2 separate regions of the Homo sapiens genome follow, and region 1 is linked to region 2. A link is an interaction called in ENCODE POLR2A ChIA-PET data of the cell type or tissue named here. Cell type or tissue: GM12878. All regions are shown on one strand. Each heading gives the region's core, and the rest is flanking DNA. Links, peaks and the distances in the headings are about the cores only.

Region 1 (4,381 bases), core at 162-4,161, 73 kb before region 2:
ATCCTTGAGGTGAGAGGTGGACATTCATCCGCGTGCTCCGGTATGGCCATGCTACTCGTTAACATTATTAAAACACTTCCTGCCTTGAGCCCTCTATGAGCCTGTCTGTTGACCCAGCCCCTCCCCTCAGAGCCTCAGACCTCCCTACTGCCCAGCCCTAAATACTTGCAGTACCCCACTCCATTATGATCAACTGGTATCTCAGCCATACCATGGGCTCATATTTTAGAAACCACTCTTGGCCAGGCATGGTGGCTCATGCCTGTAATCCCAGCACTTTGGGAGGCTGAGGCGGGCAGATCACGAGGTCAGGAGATCGAGACCATCCTGGCTAACATGGTGAAACCCTGTTTCTACTAAAATACAAAAAAATTAGCCAGGCATGGTGGCGGGCGCCTGTAGTCCCAGCTACTCGGGAGGCTGAGGCAGGAGAATGGCGTAAGTAAACCCAGGAGGCGGAGCTTGCAGTGAGCCCAGATTGCACCACTGCACTCCAGCCTGGACAACAGAGCGAGACTCTATCTCAGAAAAAAAAAAAACCAAAAAAAAAAACCAGTCTTGTTCTCCCTTGTCCTGGCCCTGGGCCTCTAGTCACTTCCTGCTTCCCACCAACAGTTTCTCCTTACCCCCACCCAGGTCCTGGATGGTCGCCGGCCCACAGGGGGGCGACTGGAGGTAATGGTCCGGATTCGGGAGCCACTGACAGCCCAGCAGTTGGAGACGACGACAGAGAGGTGGCTGGTCATTGACCCTGTGCCGGCAGCTGTGCCCACAGTGAGACCCCCCACCCCCACCCATCAGCAACCCCAGGGAGGGAAGCTTGGTTCAGGGGCCCAGGACTCACAGGACTGGTTCTCTCCTCTGAAGCAGGTTGCTGGGCCCAAAGGGAAGGCCCCTCCTGTGCCTGCCCCTGCAAGGGAGTCAGGGAACAGGTAGGTATCTGGGCCAGGGCATGCTGGAGAAAACACCCAATTCCCCTCTCAGCCCCACCTGGACAGTTTCCCACCAGGCACAAATTGGACCACGTCCCTCTCCTGCTGCAAAACCTTTCTTGGCACCCCTTTTCCCAGAGGATCCAGTTTAAACTCCTTGGTTTGGTCTTTAAAACCTTTTGTGATCTGACCATTGTCAACATATCCAGGCTTCTCTCTCCCTACTCCCTCCTGTGGTTCATGTCCATGAATAGTTTTCACTGGCCTCTGGACTTCTGTGGGTTCCAGTGCCCTGAACACCCCTACCTAGGGTAGGGGTGTTCCTTGTTCCTCTGCCCACCTCTGATTCCTTCTTTGGATCCCAACTTGGCTGTTACCTCCTCCAGGAAGCCCTCCCTGACCACTAGGCATCATAGTTTCCTGGGTGTGCAGCCATCATCCCCGCTAGGTTTTGGGATCAGTAACACCGGGTGGTTCTCGGCTGTCTCCCACCATACCCCCAGTGCCCAGTGTGTCTTTTTTTTTTTTTTTTTTTTTTGAGACAGAGTCTAGCTCTGTCGCCCAGGCTAGAGTGCAATGGCGCGATCTCAGCTCACAGCAACCTCCGCCTCTGGGGTTCAAGCGATTCTCCTGCCTCAGCCTCCTGAGTAGCTGGGATTACAGGCATGCGCCACCACACCCAGCTAATTTTTCTATTTTTAGTAGAGATGGGGTTTCTCCATGTTGGTCAGGCTGGTCTCGAACTCCCGACCTCAGGTGATCTGCCTGCCTCGGCCTCCCAAAGTGCTGGGATTACAGGCATGAGCTACCATGCTCGGCTTTTTTTTTTTTTTGAGACAGAATCTTGCTCTGTCACCCAGGTTGGAGTGCAGTGGTGTGATCTCGGCTCATTGCAACCTCCAGCTCCCAGGTTCAAGCAATTCTTCTGCCTCAGCCTCCCAAGTAGCTGGGACTACAGGAGCACACCACCATGCCCAGCTAATTTTTTTTCTATTTTTAGTAGAGACGGGGTTTCACCATATTGGCCAGGCTGGTCTCGAACTCCTGACCTCATGATCCACTCACCTCCGCCTCCCAAAGTGCAGGGATTACAGGCGTGAGCCACTGTGCCCAGCCCAGTGTGTCTTTTGAATTAACAGGGTTGGGCTGGGGGAATCTCTGCAGTCCCTTATCCTTCCTCCACCCCTTAGATCAGCCCGGCCCCTGCATAGCCTCAGTGTGCTGGCGTTTGACCAAGAGCGTCTGGAGCGGAAGGTGGGTATCCATCCTGCCGGGCTACATGGGGCAGGACTGGGGAGTCTGCAGGCCCAGGCAGGATCCTCACAGGACCCTCTGTATCCTCTAGATCCTGGCCCTCAGGCAGGCGCGGCGGCCGGTGCCCCCAGAAGTGGCCCAGCAGTACCAGGACATCATGCAACGCAGCCAGTGGCAGAGGGCACAGCTGGAGCAGGGGGGTGTGGGCATCCGACGGGGTAGGGGTTTGGAGATGGGCATCTGGTGGGGGAGGAGCTCCAGGATAGGCATGGGGGGGGAGGTGCTCAGGGATGCATATCTGGTGGGGGAGGGGCTCGGGGATGGGCATCTGGAGAGGGAGGGGCTCGGGGATGGGCACCTGGAGGGGGAGGGGCTCGGGGATGGGCACCTGGAGGGGGAGGGGCTCGGGGATGGGCATCTGGAGAGGGAGGGGCTCGGGGATGGGCACCTGGAGGGGGAGGGGCTCGGGGATGGGCACCTGGAGGGGGAGGGGCTCGGGGATGGGCACCTGGAGGGGGAGGGGCTCGGGGATGGGCACCTGGCGGGGGACGGGCTTGGGGATGGGCACAGTCCAGGAGGGTTGTGGGCAGTGAGGCCCCACCCTAAGCCTCCATTCCCCCGCCATCCATTCTCAGAATACGCAGCCCAGCTGGAGCGGCAGCTGCAGTTCTACACGGAGGCTGCCCGGCGCCTGGGCAACGATGGCAGCAGGGTGAGCTGGTCGCGGGCCGGGTGGGCACTGGGCAGCGGGCAGGGTGGGGCCTGCAGGGACTACCTGCTGAATGCCCATCCCCCACAGGATGCTGCAAAGGAGGCGCTCTATAGGCGGAATCTGGTAGAGAGTGAGGTAAGCAGCTTAGGAGATGGGGTGGTTGGGGGATCACTGTGGTCGTAGCCCACCTCCATGACCCCAGTGGCCTCCTCTCCCCCAGCTGCAGCGGCTCCGCAGGTGAGGAGCCCATGGGGCGGGCAGCCCCCAGAAAGCGGGCAGCAGGCCCCGATACCGGGAAGAGCCGACACAGCCACGAACCAGACAAGCAGACAATCAGCGGACAATCGGTTCTGGACTCACCCCTCATCCGGGCCCCCAGCCCCGCCAGAGCCTCCGTGGCTGCGGGTGTTGGGAACCATGCCTGCCAGCCAGTATGTGCCCCTCACCCAGGCCTGGCTGGGCCCTGGAGAGTCCTGTTTGCACAGCCCAGGGGTGTCCGGCCTCTGGCCCGCCCCGGAGCAGGGAGGGTGGCTGGGGCCAAGCCCCGAGGGCCCCTGCAAGCACTTTACTTCCTGTTCCTCCCCAGCCTTAACCCCAAAGCCCTCCTGCACCCCAAAGAAGCCACTGAGGCTGGCCGAGCCACACTGTCTCCCCAGGGGCGTCGACCTGGCCCAGCTGGGTCCCCAGGGCCAGCACATGGAATAAAATAGCCAGGGCCACACTCAGCCCAGCTCTGTCCTGTCTGTTTCTTGCTCAGACCCTCGGTGGCCAGGCTAGGTCTTCCCACCCACCCCCCGGTTCCCCTGGAAGTGGATGGGGAGGCGCCTGTTAGGGAAGCAGTTTTGGGGAGGGACAGTGTGCTTGTGAAAGGTGCTTTTTTTTTTTTTTTTTAGAGACCGGGTTTCCCTCTGTCACCCAGGCTGCAGCGCAGTGGCACAATCAGCTCATTGCAGCCTCCGACTCCTGGGCTCACATGATCCTCCTGCCTCAGCCTCCTAACGGATTACAGAAGGGCACCACCACACACCCAGCTTGAAGGATGCATTTCATTCCCATGCTTGCTGTGGGGGGGGATACATGTGAGGGTCCCTATATCTGTCACCCAGTGTTTTTTCAGTGGGTGGCCTTGGGCGTCCCTGCAATCACACGTGGCTAGGTCGCACAGGGTGCTGTTTGGTGACCCCAGTGTGTGCCTCAAGACCTCAAAATTCAGTCCTGACCCACTTAGCATCCCAGAGCCTCAGTTTCCCCAGCTGGACTGGTTGTGGGGAGGAGTCCGTGGACAGAGCCCCCAAAGGGTGCCTGGTCCGTGCTGAGTGCTGGAAGGGTTTGGCTTTATTGTTGCTGCCTCCATCTGTGTTGGGAGTTTGGGGTAGGGTGTGTCCCGCCAGGCCGGCGTGGTCTGTGAGCCTGGAGTATGCCAGCTGTGTGCCTCTGTGTCTCGGCCAGTGGCAGGCAGAGCAGGCCCAGCCCTGGAGGCCCA
Region 2 (4,381 bases), core at 301-4,300:
AAATATATCCTAGAGGCCGGGCGTGGTGGCTTATGCCTGTGATCCCAGCACTTTGGAAGGCTGAGGCGGGCGGATCATTTGAGGTCAGGAGTTTGAAGCCAGTCTAGCCAACATGGCGAAACCCCGTCTCTACTAAAAATACAAAAATTAGCTGGGTGTGGTGGTGTGTGGCTGTAATCCCAGCTACTCAGGAGGCTTAGGCAGGAGGATCGCTTGAGTCTGGCGGGGCAGAGGTTGCAGTGAGCTGAGATTGTGCCACTGCATGCATACAAACACACACATACACATACACATACACACACACACACTCGCACACATCTCCTAATGACTGGGCGCAGTGCTCACATCTATAATCCCACCACTTTGGGAGTCCAAGATTGGAGGATCACTTGAGCCCAGGAGTTCAAGACCAGCCTAAGCAACAAAGTGACGCCTTATCTCTATAAAAAAGTGAAAAAATCAGCTAGGCATAGTACCCGACACCTGAAGTCCCAGCTGCTCGGGAGGCTGGGGTGGGAGAATCACTTGAGCCCAGGAGTTCCAGGCTTCAGTGAGCTATGATCACACCGCCACACTCCAGTCTGGGCAACAGAACAAGACCCTGTCTCTTTAAAATATATCCTGGACAGGCATGGCGGCTCACGCCTGTAATCTCAGCACTTTGAGAGCCCAGGGCAGGAAGATTGCTTGAGGCCAGAAGTTTGAGACCAGTCTTAGCAGCATAGCCGAGACTCCATCTCGACAAAAAAATTTTAAAAATTAGGTGGGCGTGATGGCGTGTGCCTGTAATCCCAGCTACTCGGGAGGCTGAGGTAGAATTGCTTGAACCCAGGAGGCAGAGGTTGCAGTGAGCCTCTCTGCAAAAACAAAAAAAACAAAAAACAAAACAAAACAAAAAAATGCTGCAGATCCATTCCTGCCTCTCATGGCCTCGGCCCCACCTCTTCCTCCCACCTGGCATGCTGTCCCCACCGCCACCTTCACGGCTGGCTTCTCCTCCTTATTCAGGTCTCAGCTCGTACACACTTCCTTGGGTCTGAAGGTACCCTCAAGCACATACTACTATTTTATTTGCTTCCTGACACTGTGTTTCCCTGTTGAGTTTATTTTCTTTCTTTTTCGTTTCTTAGAGACAAGGTCTCACTCTGTTGCCCAGGCTGGAGCACAGTGGCACAATCACAGCTCACTGTAACCTTGAATTCCTGGGCTCAAGTGATCCTCCGGCCTCAGCCTCCACAGTATATGGGAACGCAGGCCTGTGCCACGACACCTGGCTAATTTTTAAATCTTTTTAAGAGATGGGGTCTCGCTATGTTGCCCAGGCTGGTCTCAAACTCCTGGGCTTAAGTGATCCTCATGTCTCAGCCTCCCGAAGTGCTGGGATTACAAGCATAAGCCACTGAGTCTGGCTGGATTTATTTTCTTCCTCCTAGTTCCTCTTCCCTCCCTGACTGGAAAGGTAAGGGCCCCACAGGCAGAGACCTGGTGGGCCTGGTCTCTGTCTCAGCTCCTAGAAAACTGACAGGCAAGGCCGGGAGCAGTGGCTCACGCCTGTAATCCCAATATTTTGGGAGGCTGAGGCGGGCAGATCGCCTGAAGTCAGAATTTCAAGTCTAGCCTGGCCAACATGGTGAAACCCTGTCTCTACTAAAAATACAGAAATTAGGCTGCTGCGGTGGCTCACACCTATAGTTCCAGCACTTTGGGAGGCCAAAGCGTGTGGATCACCTGAGGTCAGGAGTTCGACACCAGCCTGGCCAACATGGTGAAACCCTGTCTCTACTAAAAATACAAAAATTAGCCGGGCATGGTGGTGGGTGCCTGTAATCCCAGCTACTCGGGAGGCTGAGGCAGGAGAATCTCTTGAACCTGGGAGGTGGAGGTTGCGGTGAGCCAAGATTGCGCCATTGCATTCCAGCCTGGGCAACAAGAGAGACACTCCGTCTCAAATAAACCAAACCGAAACAAAACAAAAATGAGCCGGTCATGGTGGCGGGCATCTGTATTCCCAGGTACTCGGATGGCTGAGGCAAGAGAACTGCTTGAACCCAGGAGGTGGATGTTGCAGTGAGCCAAGATCGTGCCACTGCACTCCAGCCTGGATGACAGAGTGAGACTCTGTCTCAAAAAAAAAAAAAAAAAAAAATTAGCCAGGCATGGTGGCAGGCATCTGTAATCCCAGCTACTCGGGAGGCTGAAGCAGGAGAATTGCTTGAACTGGGGAGGTGGAGGTTGCGGTGAGCTGAGATCACGCCACTGCACTCCATCCTGGGCGACAGAGTAGGACTCTGTCTCAACAAAAAAAAGAAAGAAAGAAAGAAAAAAGAAAAGAAAACTGACAGGCAAATAGTGGGGGTTTTGACTCTTACTGTCCAGGCAGCATAAATGATGCACCAGAACACACTGCTAGTGAGCATCAAAGGCAGGTTCCAGTCTATCAACTGCTGAGACCGTGTGAGAAAGTTACTTCCTGCCACAAGCCTGCTTGTGCTACAGAGCCAGGCAATGCCTTCTGGTCCAGAACAGGCCTGGGAAGCAGGTGGGAGAAAGTCTTTCTCGCCTAGGAAGACCACGTCCTGTACAGCTGCTATTGAAGGCAGCATCTCTGCGGGCGGGGCAGCCTGGCCATCCCCTTCCCTGAGATGCTCAGGTACATGACAGAGGAGAAGGGTGAGGACCTCGGCTCCAGAGACGCCATTCCAAGCTCCCCACCGTTCCCACAATGTCCACATCCCCGCTCACCCAGCTGCCTCCTGGAAGGCTTGGGACTGTGTCTGGGCCTGAGCCCAAGTAGCATTTTGTGTGTGTGTTTTGAGACAGTCTTGCTCTGTCACCCAGGCTCAAGTGCAGTGGCACGATCTTGGCTCACTGCAACTTCCATCTCCACGGTTCAAGGGATTCTCCTGCCTCAGCCTCCTAAATAGCTGGGACTACTACAGTCATGTGCTACCATGCCCGGCTACTTTTTGTATTTTTAGTAGAGATAGGGTTTCACCGTGTTGGCCAGGCTGGTCTCCAACTCTTTACCTCAAGTGATCCACCCACCTTGGCCTCTCAAAGTGCTGGGGGAGTGAGCACCCAAATTGAGCCACTGTGCCCGGCCAGGATTTTTCTTTCTAGTGACTCTCCTAAAGCCAGAGAACAGCCATTCAGCAGCCAGGGGAGTGACTTTCCCACTACAAACTGGATCCCTGGTATCCAGCTTCCTGGATCCCTGTCATCGACCCACACAGCCCAGCAAGCGAGAAGCAAGTCAACCTTTAAAGCCACGAGGGCTCTCACTGGATTCAAAATGATAAAAATAAAAGCCAACGGTGTATTTCCGAGGGTTGAACAGGAAGCGACAATCACCGTAACAGCAGAGGCTAACATAACTACATTAGCAATTACTTTGTATTTAGTTAGTTTCAGCAATTCCTATGTATTTGATATTCAACAGGTATTATTTTCTGGGATCCATAGCACAGAAACATGAGATTGAAAGGACTACCAAGGATTACTGCCCCTAGATGAAAGGAAGGGAAACTGAGGCCCAGAAAACTTAAGTAACTCACCTAAGAGCACACAGCTAGAAAAGCTGACTGTTTCAAGTCAGCTTCAAATCACCCTAGTGTTCTCTTCCTAGTCAAATGACTCCTCAGGCCCTTCATCTGTAAATGTAACTGGTGACTGAGGCAGTCAACATGACCAGATAATTGGTAACATCACTTTCTGCTCAGTTAGCTTTTTTTTTTTTGAGACAAGTCTCACTCTGTTGCCCAGGCTGGAGTGCAGTGGCCTGTGATCTCAGCTCACTGCAACCTCCGCCTCCCAGGCTCAAGCAATTCTTGTGTCTCAGCCTCCCGAGTAGCTGGGATTACAGGCATGTGCCACCACGCCTGGCTAATTTTTTTAGAAACAGGGTTTCACCATGTTGGCCGGGCTAGTCTCAAACTCCTGACCTCAGGTGATCCGCCCACCTCAGCCTCCCAAAGTGCTGGGATTACAGGTGTGAGCCACCACGCCCAGCCTGCTCAGTTAGCTTTTTTAAGAAGGGCTAGCCGGGCGCGGTGGCTCACGCCTGTAATCCCAGCATTTTGGGAGGCCGAGGCAGGTAAATCTCGAGGTCAAGAGATCAAGACCATCCTGACCAACATGGTGAAACCCCGTCTCTACTAAAAATACGAAAATCAGCCGGGCATGATGGCGAGCGCCTGTAGTCCCAGCGACTCAGGAGACTGAGGCAGGAGAATCACTTGTACCCGGGAGGCGGAGGCTGCAGTGAGCCAAAATCAAGCCACTGCACTCCAGCCTGGCCACAGAGTGAGACTCCGTCTCCAAAAAAAAAAGTGCTGATGATCCGTCTAGCAACTTGGCATTTCTAGCTTTTTTGTTTGTTTTA

The links. ChIA-PET counts read pairs that join two places held together with the same protein. Peaks named below come from ENCODE experiments on the same cell type or tissue, not always from the same donor. Only the 100,000 strongest peaks of a DNase experiment are listed, where the experiment ranks them.
Region 1: POLR2A ChIA-PET joins it to region 2 with 7 read pairs; 8 of 35 experiments call an interaction of 5 or more read pairs at or near these places.

Annotation. Positions count from the first base shown.
Region 1 is chr19:13,927,257-13,931,637 of GRCh38, forward strand. CC2D1A (coiled-coil and C2 domain containing 1A) reads left to right here. Exons shown (of 29, transcript NM_017721.5): 22 at 1-9; 23 at 637-774; 24 at 868-932; 25 at 2,123-2,186; 26 at 2,278-2,404; 27 at 2,822-2,898; 28 at 2,986-3,033; 29 at 3,119-3,623. The coding sequence ends at 3,139. It overlaps PODNL1 (podocan like 1), which reads right to left. Exons shown (of 10, transcript NM_001370095.3): 10 at 3,931-4,381. Among named protein-coding and RNA genes, the nearest start is that of PODNL1, 9.0 kb to the right of the region's middle. In GM12878, for the core only: no CTCF peak of the experiment used is centred there; no DNase peak of the experiment used is centred there.
Region 2 is chr19:14,000,190-14,004,570 of GRCh38, forward strand. All of the region lies in intron 1 of RFX1 (regulatory factor X1), which reads right to left. Among named protein-coding and RNA genes, the nearest start is that of RFX1, 3.9 kb to the right of the region's middle. In GM12878, for the core only: no CTCF peak of the experiment used is centred there; a DNase peak (open chromatin) is centred at 2,451; H3K4me3 peaks cover 1,180 bases; H3K27ac peaks cover 1,637 bases.